Regions from separate parts of the Homo sapiens genome. Here region 2 is linked to region 1. Evidence: read pairs that join two places in POLR2A ChIA-PET (ENCODE). Cell type or tissue: MCF 10A. All regions are shown on one strand. Each heading gives the region's core, and the rest is flanking DNA. Links, peaks and the distances in the headings are about the cores only. Region 1 overlaps MYO1B (myosin IB). Region 2 overlaps MYO1B (myosin IB).

Region 1 (5,385 bases), core at 191-5,190:
TGCCAATTAGATTTCAAAGAGATTTCTCCTGTGAGACTGACTATGTGAAGGGTGTCATCATGACAACACCTCCCAAAACTTAGTAATGCATTTTAGATAGCTAATTCTCATGTTACTAAGTGGAAGCAGCGGACATAACACCAAAGCACAGTTTAGGAAAAGCGAATCTATAAGGATTTAGATTTAGGAAAAGCAAATCTATAAGAGGTATAAGTAAGTGGCTGTCACCCTTGGCTGTCTGTTAGAACCAGTGCAGAATTCCCTTAGAATCTATAGGGTTGGGGAAGGGGAACAAGGTTTCGGCTCCGTAGGTGCCTAGTATACATCTAGGGATGAGAACCATAGGTACAAGTGCTGAGCTTATTGATGGTTTGACTCAATTAAAGAGTACAAGGAACAGATAGATTGCATATTTCCTTCAGGTGCCTTGTAGTTCTGTGAAAGTTTTTTGTGTTCATTTATTTGTTTTCTGTTTTCTCATAAATGGGCTTTGAATTAAAGGTGGTCTTCAGATAATTGGAGGTTTTATTCTCTGGTAAGGGCTTAGAGTACACAATTTCCACTGCCAATAAAAGATCCTTAATTTTAAAATTCATTAATAGATTGGTCTGCCTTCATTTTATGAAAATTTAGGAAGCAAACCTAGACTTGTTTGAATAGATGGCCCCTCATCTCTACAGAGATTTCTACAGAGATTAGGGGCCATAAGTCATATGATAAATAGAAAGTTCTCCAGACTGGAACTGATTTATGATAATGATTCCCAGTCTTTGGGCCTCGGGAGTTATTGTAGGGATTGCTGTTTTCTCAATCAGTAGGTATTTGAAGTACACATATTTGAAGAGAACAGTCATATGTGAGTGAGTGTGTGTGTGTGTATGTGTGTGTTTTAACCTTTAAGCAATAAAGCTAGAACTACTAGTCTAGAATAGTTTTAGAAATTGGCATTTCCTATTTGACAATTTATAAAAATTTTAGGGATGTCTTCCTTTAGCAGGTGTTTAGCACTAAAATCTTTGGAGACATGTGCCTTCATTCCAAATCTCTGTAGATTTTCTTCTCTGTCAGCAAGCCTACCATTGGCATATAGAAAGCTCCAGTGAGGGTCCTCTGGCATCATCCTAGGACTTGTCACTGAGTTGATTGGATGTGACAGCATGTCAGATTTCAGTGGCAAGAATGGCATGGAGGTGAGCAGAGGGTTGTCACTGTAGCTTTTCTAGGCAGTCTTCTAGCAATTTAATTTAGGAAGATTTAACGTGTGGAGTCTTTGAAGATGTATTCATTGATCCAGGAAAATTTTGAGTGCCGCACCTCTGCAGGTTTCGGTGATTTTGTTGGTGCAGAAAACTTGTTCTCAACATAAATTCGGAACACTGAAAGTAATCCTTCTTTGGAGGAGGACGTATTTGATTTGCGGAGGCCGAAGGGGACTGTGATAGGTAGCTCTTGGTAGCTTTAGCAAGCCATGATGGAGGGAGAGCCTTGGACTTGAGTATCTGGAGAGCAGGTGCAGCGTCGTTTTTATTTTTGCATCCTGTCCAATGCTGGGCACAGTTGTTGGCAGATTGTAGGCACTGGATACATCCGCTATAGAACTCAAGAAGGAAATGAGGATAAAAGTGATACTTGTTCAAAGGGGACCTAGAGAACTGACCAACAGTTTTTGGAGACGAAAGGGCATATCAGCTGGAGACTGTAAGCAAGGTAGGAGGGATAGGAGCAGCATATTCTCATTAGCCAGCTCTGAAGAAGGCTGTAATTGCCTTTGCTCCTTAGTTCAAGAACTAGCAAGGGCCTGCAATGTTACTAGTGCAAATGTAATCACACTTTTTTAAATTTTATTATTATTATACCTTAAGTTGTAGGGTACATGTGCACAACGTGCAGGTTTGTTACATATGTATACATGCACTATGTTGATGTGCTCCACCCATTAACTTGTCATTTAGCGTTAGGTATATCTCCTAATGCTGTCCCTCCCCCTTCCCTCCACCCCACATTTTGACTTTTAAAAGGAGATTTTAGGTGACTGTTTGCCTGTGTCTTCACATTGAATTTATACAGACCAGCATTAGAGAGAATTGCTGAATCCAAATAACCCAAATGAAAAATTTTAACTAGAGTATAAAATAGAGCCTCACTCCTCTTTAACTTAATTCTTCGAGTATTTTAAACCCACAGAGCTCTTTGTAAGCATATGAATGTGCACTTATATATGTCTACTGAAATAACATTTTATTTCATTTCCTCTTTGTTATTTGTAAATAGTTGGCAAGCAAACATAGACTTTGAAAATGCCATACATTAATTTTATTTCTTTTTTTGCATGAATATGAGAAAAGGTGATGTTAGGATTAATTACACCAGTTTTTTTCTGAGCATATACCATGTGTTGCACTGTGCTAGGCACTAGATGGTGAGTCTTAATTCCCACTCTCAAAAGAAACTGTAAACAAAAAAAGTCTCCCAAACTTAAAACACAACATATTACACACCATATTACAAGGCTGTAATAGATGTAGAAATAGGATTTTATAGGTGTACAGGCAAGGGACTCCTAGAGCGAGCTGAGAGGCAGGGAGTTCCAGGGAAATGAGCCAGGAAAAACAGCAGGGCCAGCTCTAGAGGAGGGCCTTGCTTGCTTTGTAATCTGTAGCACATCAGTGAGAAATCAAGCTTTTAGGATTTGATTCTGTATGAGTGTATCTTGCTTGGTTTTGACCTCTCTGGGTAACCAGAAATCAGTCTGAGTATATAGAAATGGAGCTTTCATATTGAAGGTACAAGCTTGTATCAAGCTTATATTTTGTAATAAAAATATGTGTACTATGTAGAGCTCCCAAGGACCTGATGCCTGTCTCCAGATTACCCTGAAGCAGTCTCTGTTCCGATCCAAGGTCTCTCGCTTCTACCCAGCTGTTCTGGGAGGATTGTCTCTAGTCTTTTATCAGATAACTTTAAGCCCCTGCAGATACGTAGTAATAAATACCAACTTCCTGCTTGCAGATCCAAGTGTTTGCTTCTCTCAAAAAATATATATGTAATCTGTGTGTGATATTTCAACATAGTCATTTTCTTGTAGCCACTTCTGAGATGTATTGACATGACTTAAAACACTTGAAGCAGTATTTGAGTGCTGTGCATTTGGATGTGTTCTGAAGCAGCACTGTCTGTGTGATGGAAGCATGCAAGAGTTGTTTGAAACCCTTTGTGTCAGGGCACTTTCTGTGTACCAATGTTAAATCTTCCTCTAGCAGTCACATAGCTTAAAGCATGGCTGTTTAGTCACTCCCTGCCTAAAGTCCAGGGCCAGGCTCTGACTGGATTGGTGGAGAGCATAGCAAGCTTGTAAACTGATGAGGGAGGGAGTGGCCTCTTTGCATTTTAGGCTAACTCCAGTAAGGAAGAGGAGGGCTGCAGGGAAGAGAGCCTGCAGGCCGAGTGGTATATGATATTTTTGCTTTACCCATTCTTGTGTGACTACTTTGAAGTCATTTTGTTATGCAGACACTTTAGCACTGAAAACACCATAAACATAAGCAATCTCAAATAATGTGCAGAACAGACTTGGCATCTTGAGCTTCCTTATTGTTGAAACCCTTTACTTAGAGTGGCAACCAGGACAGGGGTAAGGGAGGGAATGGGAGTGGAAACCATCTGGAAGACACACTCACATAAGCCCTACTATGTTGACCATACACAGTCCTCTCAGAGAAAGCTGTCAGTCACTCTAGGCCTGGAGCCTGCTCAGTCTCTGACGGGGCTTCTCTCTCCATGGTCTGAATCATCGTCCTCTGATGTCCTTTTGAGTCACTGATTTTCTTTTTAAAATTAAGACATGGATTTGGCTAAGTCATGATGGAACTTACTTGTTTTCTATTTGAAAGTCTAGAGGAAGGGTTTCCACATTTTATCTCTGTTACAAATTTGCAAACCTTGTTTGAATAGGTACATCATAAACCCTGGGTATGGCAGGATGTTGAGCCTCCGGACCACATTAGGATCATGTCAGTCAAGACTGCCCCCAAAATCCTTGGAACTGCTGCTAAGACATCTATCTCTCTGGTGCCTAAGCAAAATAAATGCATTATACTTATAATCAGAGTACTCCTTTGAACCATAGTTTTGGGGGACAGAACTGATACAATTTTGCTTTGAGTTCTAACAAATTTCTTACAGAAATGTTTAAATGTATGAAGTTAAATCTGGCTACAAGGGGGACAAGATTAGGAATGGAGAAGGAGTCATGGTAATGAAAAAAACTACATTTTTTGACAGCATTGTATCAAGATGGCTTGTGAAAATGTCTTGCTTAGATATAGAAATCCCCATTAAGAGGTTCCTGAAAGCCAAAAATGAGAGACTCCTCTAAGACAATGGCAAGCTGGTGATGGTAAGGAAAGGGTGACTTTGGAAGGTATTGGGTGGCTGGATGAAAGAAGAAAAGCAAAATTTTAATCACAAAAACTTTTTTCTGGTCTTAGTATTCCTCTCATGCTTTGGGGAAAGGTTTTGTTGTTGTTTTCAACAGGCAACACGGACCAGATGACTTGTCCTCACATCACTAAATTATTTTCTAGTTAGATAGTACATGATTTCTGTAAACTGAGCTCCTGAGGGTAGGGACAGTATCCTTTGTATGCCTCTGCCTGACACTCTCCTGACACATAAAATGTTTATTGAATTAAGGAGTACTGAATTATCTTAAAATTATTCCCAGAATGCTTCCTTCTTTACAGTATCATGATATGAATTTAGCTATTAACAAGGAAGACTCTTATTATTCTTATTTTTATTATTTTGCCAATTCACTTTTCTTTCTGCACAATAATATATGCAAGCTCAGACATTTCATGGTATATACACAGTGGTCTGTGTGTATGTATGTGCAAGTATCTGTCTATATTCAGGCATCTCATTAATATTGGTAGATTTAATTGAATTTTGCAGCCACTCCATGAAATGGCTACAGATTTGGTTTTCCTAAACATGAATAGATTGATGACCTTGATTCTGTAAGGCACACCCACAGATTCGGCCCCCACATACCTTTTAGTCTTGTATTGAGCACCTGCTGCATTTCAGACCAAGGGTACTTTATAGACATCCTCTGCACAGCCCTGTGAGGCTTCAAGCACAAACCAAAGCTTGAAGAAGTTGATAGCCTTTTACCGCTGCCCATTTTCTCTCCTTTATGCATTAAAAAAAAAAATCAGACAGTATGTACTTGGGGTTCCAGTTCAAATGGCATCTCTGCCTATTGCCTTCTGTGATAACCTGAGCCAGATCTCTGCACTTCCACAGTATATGGTGCTATTCAGGTCCCCAGCACAGTGCTTTCTAGGGCAGATGGGGCACTGGGGGCTGTCAGAGTTAGAGGAG
Region 2 (5,385 bases), core at 199-5,198, 57 kb before region 1:
ATAACACAGTAGTATTTGTGTATCTAAACAAAGAGAAGGAATAGTAAAGATATGGTATAAAAGATAAAAAATGTTACACCTCTCTAGGGCACTTATGAATAGAGCTTGCAAGACCAGAAGTTGCTCTGGGGGAGTCAGTGAGTGATGGGTGAATGTGAGGGCCTAGGACGTTACTGTACACTGCTGTAGACTTTATAAACACTGTACACTTAGGCTACCCTAAATTTATAAAAACACAAAGTAATTGCATCATGACGTCACTAGTCGATAGGAATTTTTCAACTGCATTTTAAACTTATGGGACCTCCATTATATGTGTGGTCTGTTGTTGACAGAAACAGATGTGGTGTGTGACTATATCCCCTTTTTGAGTAGGGCAGCGGTTATAGCTGCTTATTTGCTTTTGTCACAGAGCTACATGATGTTGGCATGACCTTGTATCTCCACTTCATACACACTAATACTGTGGAGGAGGATCAAGTCGTTGGGTTTAGCCTAGGCATGCCAAGGGTATGGCATGAGCATGGAACACATAATGCTAGAACTGCCAGCCCAGTCTTAATACTTAGCACTGGTTGCCAGTTTAAAAAACAATACAAAGGTATAGGTAAAATGTTAAAGGAAACTTGTACTAATTTATGTCCTTTGAAGTGACCTTTTTGTGTCTCATGGACCCTGGGCTGTAGTACCTGACTATCTTCTGCAACTCGGATGGAGAAAATGCCCCTTCCTTACCTGGCAGGCAGTGAGCCAGGCTGGACATTAGATACATAGTCGACTTCACCTACTCTGTGATTTAGCTTCCAGCTTTACCGTTTGCTGTCTTGGCAGCAGCTTGTGCATGGTGAACTTTTCTGACTAGAACAGTTAATAACCCCCACAGATGTTGGGAGCCCAGTTTTGCAGCTGTTGATATGTCCAGTTGGATTTCTTGAAAGAATTAATCAATTTTGAAGATCTCATGCCGTGGGCTGCAAGCATAATAGGATTTAGGGGGAAACTTTATTTTATGGGAGTTTGAGTTGGTATTGCAACAGATGTAGCAGGAGGTTGAACAGCAGCTGAAGGGATGCAGGAAAATGGAGTTTAAAAAGATGTTTGTGGGCCTACCACTCTAAAAGTGTCAACTGTGGTCATTTCTGAATATTCTTTTCCAGGCTTTTTATGTGAATGTTTTAAAATGTGATCATAATCATAGAGTACATACATTTTCTATATTGCTACATAGTATTTGAAATAAATTTTATAGTTGTGTATTATTCCATTGAGTACCATCATTTTCTGCAGCATCCCTTTATTTTTGGGCATTTGTATTCCTTCTGCCACTTTGCTGTTGTGAATAATACTGTGATGAGCCTTTTTGTACCTATAACCTTTTCTATATTTTGAATGATTTTCTGACAGTAGATATTGAGAACGAGGTGATTGGGTCAAAGATTGCTGTGAACTCTTTGATGTAATCAGGTAATGGATGGAGTGACTTGGTTGGTGGGGCAGAAAGAGTTGGAGTCTGGGATAACTCCCTAGTTTCTGGCTTGTGTGATGTTGGGAATGGTTTGCATAGACAGGGCCACAAGTGAGGGGTTCATTTTGGGATGTGGGGCATTCAGGCAGTGAGGGAGCTTCAGGGACTGTTGAAATGCAAGGTCCGGAGCTTAGGGAAAAGCCAGGGCCTGGGGTTCAGATGAGGGGATCATGGGCAGCTACGTGTGGTGGAAGCTGTGGATAATGTTAGGATTGCTTAGAGGGTAGAGTGAGAAGAGGAAGGCGGAGGATAGAACTCTGGGAACATCATTCTGTGACAAGTAGAGAATGGAGAAGCACTAAGGAAAATAAGGAGTGTCCGGAGGTGGGATGTGGACAGCCAGGGTTTCCTTTCTTTTCAAGAGCTTACTTTGGTTAAAATAAGATTGAGTGGGTAGCTATCCCTGTAGAGCCTGGGGGCAGATTTATTTTGGAGGGTATAATATTACTTTTTTCCCAGATAGGCTTTTTTTTTTTTTGAATTAAAGCTATATAGAAGTTAAGGTTATTCTATTTGGTGCTGAGTGGGGAGCCTTATATGCATGGTACTGGGGTCAGGATTGACTTGTATGTATGTGTTATTTAAACTGTTTTGGTTGTTTTGGGCTTCTGGTGTGTATATGTTTACATAACATTGGTTGTTTTGGGGTTTCTGGTGTATATGTCTTTACACAGTGTTTTAGTAGTCTATTGAAATATATCAATATCATTTTTACACAAAAGAACATATTTTTTTTGAAGAGAGTGAATGTCAGATTTCTAAAAGTATGTCAATCATGAATGGATTTACCATTTAGCTACTTACAATAGAAGCACCCAGATTTTTCTGGGAGCCTTTGCTTTTTTCAAGAGAGTGATATTCCTTTTCAGAGAAACATTTGTCTGTGTTGACAATTTTAAAGAAGTATGTAATTTTAAATTATGAAACTCAAATTTAGTTTTTAATAGTAATTTCTGTGTTTATTCTTTCTATCTTTAAGAGCCAAGTTATAGAATGACATGTGACCTTGTACTCTTGACTCTATGTCTGGTTGTGGATTTGAAGTGTTATTTTTGTGCTTTCCTAAATGACTTAAGCACTTATGACTATATATTTGGATCAGAATAAATATGGTAGTTGGATATACTTTTGAAAAGCCAACCAGATTTTTAACCTGGTAATACCATAGTACTATTCATTCTTATGATTGTCCAGACTCACAGCTTTAGAAAACAGTCTAAGCTTTTATTGACTTCCAGACTTGCTGGATTTGTTGGTGTTCTCTTTTTCTCTGTAAAGTGGATCAGCCGATGCCATAGATACACTAATGCTCCAAGCTAGAGGGCTACCCTGTAGTGTGCTCTTGAGTTTCTTTTCCCACCAGTTGAGAAGAATGCTTCTCCAGACCTGACTGTGTTAATTCCCAGACCTGCGTGTGCCCGGTGTACTTATTATAGTTTAATACAATGATTTTAAACATGTGTGCCAAAAGAATTGTTGTTTCTATGAAAATTCATTTGAATTCTTTGGAAATCACCTGATAAGAATGAATTTCCATAAATGACTGCAGCTAATTTAGGAGTGGCTGAGATAAGTAAAAAATTTGGGGGATCATAAAATAAAAGTATCCTCACTGATATTATCAGTCATTCATGATTGGTGGGTTAAGTTGTGATTATGTAAAACTCGATAATCGTACTGGCTCAAAGCAGTAACCCATGTTCACACTGTGTGTCCGTTGTGGATCAGATGGGGACTCTGCTCCATTTGTCCTTAACCTTACTCCAGAACACAGTCTGATGGGGCAGTACCTTCTGGAACGTTGCTGGTCCCTGTGGCAGAGGGGACGCCTGCTGCAAAGGTCTTATTGGCTATATGCCTGAATTCAGCAAGGCGGGACGTAGAGAGGGGTATGGGGCATTTGTAAAGGGTAATGAGGTCTACCGCACTTCACTTTCCAGGGCTCTTTAGAACCTCACTGTTCTTTAAATAAATTGGACTTGGAGGATGATGCCTTGGGATGGTTTATAGAAGAAAGACCATTGAGTACAACAGTGGACATATACTCAAAGAAAAGGCTCCAGCACTATAACAAAAGATTGACAATAAATGTATATTTGTAGAGCTTCATTTAAAATGACTTGTTTAGGTATGTATCATTTTTTATGACTTCCAAATTTAACTGACTTAAAAAAAAATAAGCCAAATTGTCAATCCTTATGCATTTGGATAAGAGAACCTCTACTTTAGTCTTAAACGCTCCTGTCTCTCTTCCACCTCTGTCAAATTAGTTTCCCACCTTTTATGATAGACTCATCTGTGATTTCCCTTGGCACATCTCCTTTTCATTTCCATTAGCATTATCCTAATTCTTGTTCCTCAACTACTAGATTGGGGCCCCAGATGAATTCCTTGATATACTGTCTTGTATAGGGCCTGTATGCAGTGAGAAAAAGGCACTCTTTGGGGCAGACACAATCCCACAGGAGCTCAACTTTATTTTAGTCACCTTATTCTGCCGCCCCCCCTCCTCCCCAGCTGGCCCACTTTTATGCAGTACACAAACTGAACAACTGCACAGAGCAGTCCTCCTCCCTGCATTTAGTCGCTTTGCCAACAAATTCAGACTGCCCATCCTCTGCTTAAGCCTCCTTTAAATTTGTTGTCTCTATTGTGCTCAAAATCATTTTGGTGGCTCCCTGTCATCTGTATGTAGTGGCTGACCTCAGTTTTATCTTCCATGGGACCATCACCAGTGACTCTGAGCCTTAGTTGTTGCCATCTTGATGTGTGACATAAGTAATGACTGTAGCACAGATGCGCTGGTTAGGCTATGTAATGCTTCTCTCTCCCCGCCCACCCATTCCCACCACTCTAACACCTGTGAGCTCCTTAGGTCTGACTCCTAGTCTAGCCTTGGCTTACCTTTCATCCCAGCTTCATTGTTCATCAGGCTCCTATACCGGCCGTCCTCTGCTACCATTCTGCCAGGTCACCGTCTTCTGAATATGTTTTTTATTCTTGCTTTAAACTTCTTTTCTGCTTAATCACATCCAACTCACCTTTCATGGTCGAGTTTCACCTCTTCAGCTATCCTTCTGTGATTCTCCTGCTGTATGATAGTAGCTGTACCTCTAAACAGAAATGTTCATCTCTATATTCCTCCTTTTGAGGTGAATCGCCTGCCCTATATGAACATATTATACTGGTTATCTTACTCTTAAGTATTCTTTCCTCAGTTAGATTGCACATGCATGAGAAGCAGTAGATGTGTCTCTCATTCTTTCTTCTTTCATTGCCTGCTAAGTACTGTTTGTATACCAGTAGCATGGGTCAGAGTGGGAGGTTGTCAACAGAAGAGTCCAGCATGTATCCATGATGGACTCTCGATCAACTTTATATGATTAACTCATATAAAACAGCCCTGTATGGAAGCTGAGGCTGCCTCTTCCTAGCCACAGGATATTGACCTACTTTCCCCTTCTTATCTGCTTGCAAAATATTTGTTGTACTTAGTGTGTTCTCCCTGTCACAACGAATGTTTGTCTCTCTCTTTCATATGAACTGAAGGCTAAAGTGCTAGTTAAATCAGTGGAAAAAGCAATGGAGAAGAAAAGTTGGTAAGCAGTTTTAATTTCTAAACCAGAGGGGCCTTATAATTTTGTCATTTAAAAAGAACTCTAGTTTTTCTACCCACCTATTGAGAGACAGACGTAAGGGTAGAAATGTAAATTTTAAGTTTTGATGATTTATAATATAATAATGTATTTTGAAAGCCCCTTTTTTGATAAACTACTTGTAGAAGGAAGTTAACTTTTCTTAATCGGGTTTCTACAAGGTAGTTCACTATTGTATGTTTTATTTCTTACCAAAACTTTTCT

What was found. Peaks named below come from ENCODE experiments on the same cell type or tissue, not always from the same donor. Only the 100,000 strongest peaks of a DNase experiment are listed, where the experiment ranks them.
Region 2: POLR2A ChIA-PET joins it to region 1 with 5 read pairs; 3 of 35 experiments call an interaction of 5 or more read pairs at or near these places.

The regions. Positions count from the first base shown.
Region 1 is chr2:191,315,642-191,321,026 of GRCh38, forward strand. All of the region lies in intron 3 of MYO1B (myosin IB), which reads left to right. Among named protein-coding and RNA genes, the nearest start is that of MYO1B-AS1, 72 kb to the left of the region's middle. In MCF 10A, for the core only: no CTCF peak of the experiment used is centred there; DNase peaks (open chromatin) are centred at 2,590, 3,310 and 3,760.
Region 2 is chr2:191,258,265-191,263,649 of GRCh38, forward strand. All of the region lies in intron 1 of MYO1B (myosin IB), which reads left to right. Among named protein-coding and RNA genes, the nearest start is that of MYO1B-AS1, 15 kb to the left of the region's middle. In MCF 10A, for the core only: no CTCF peak of the experiment used is centred there; no DNase peak of the experiment used is centred there.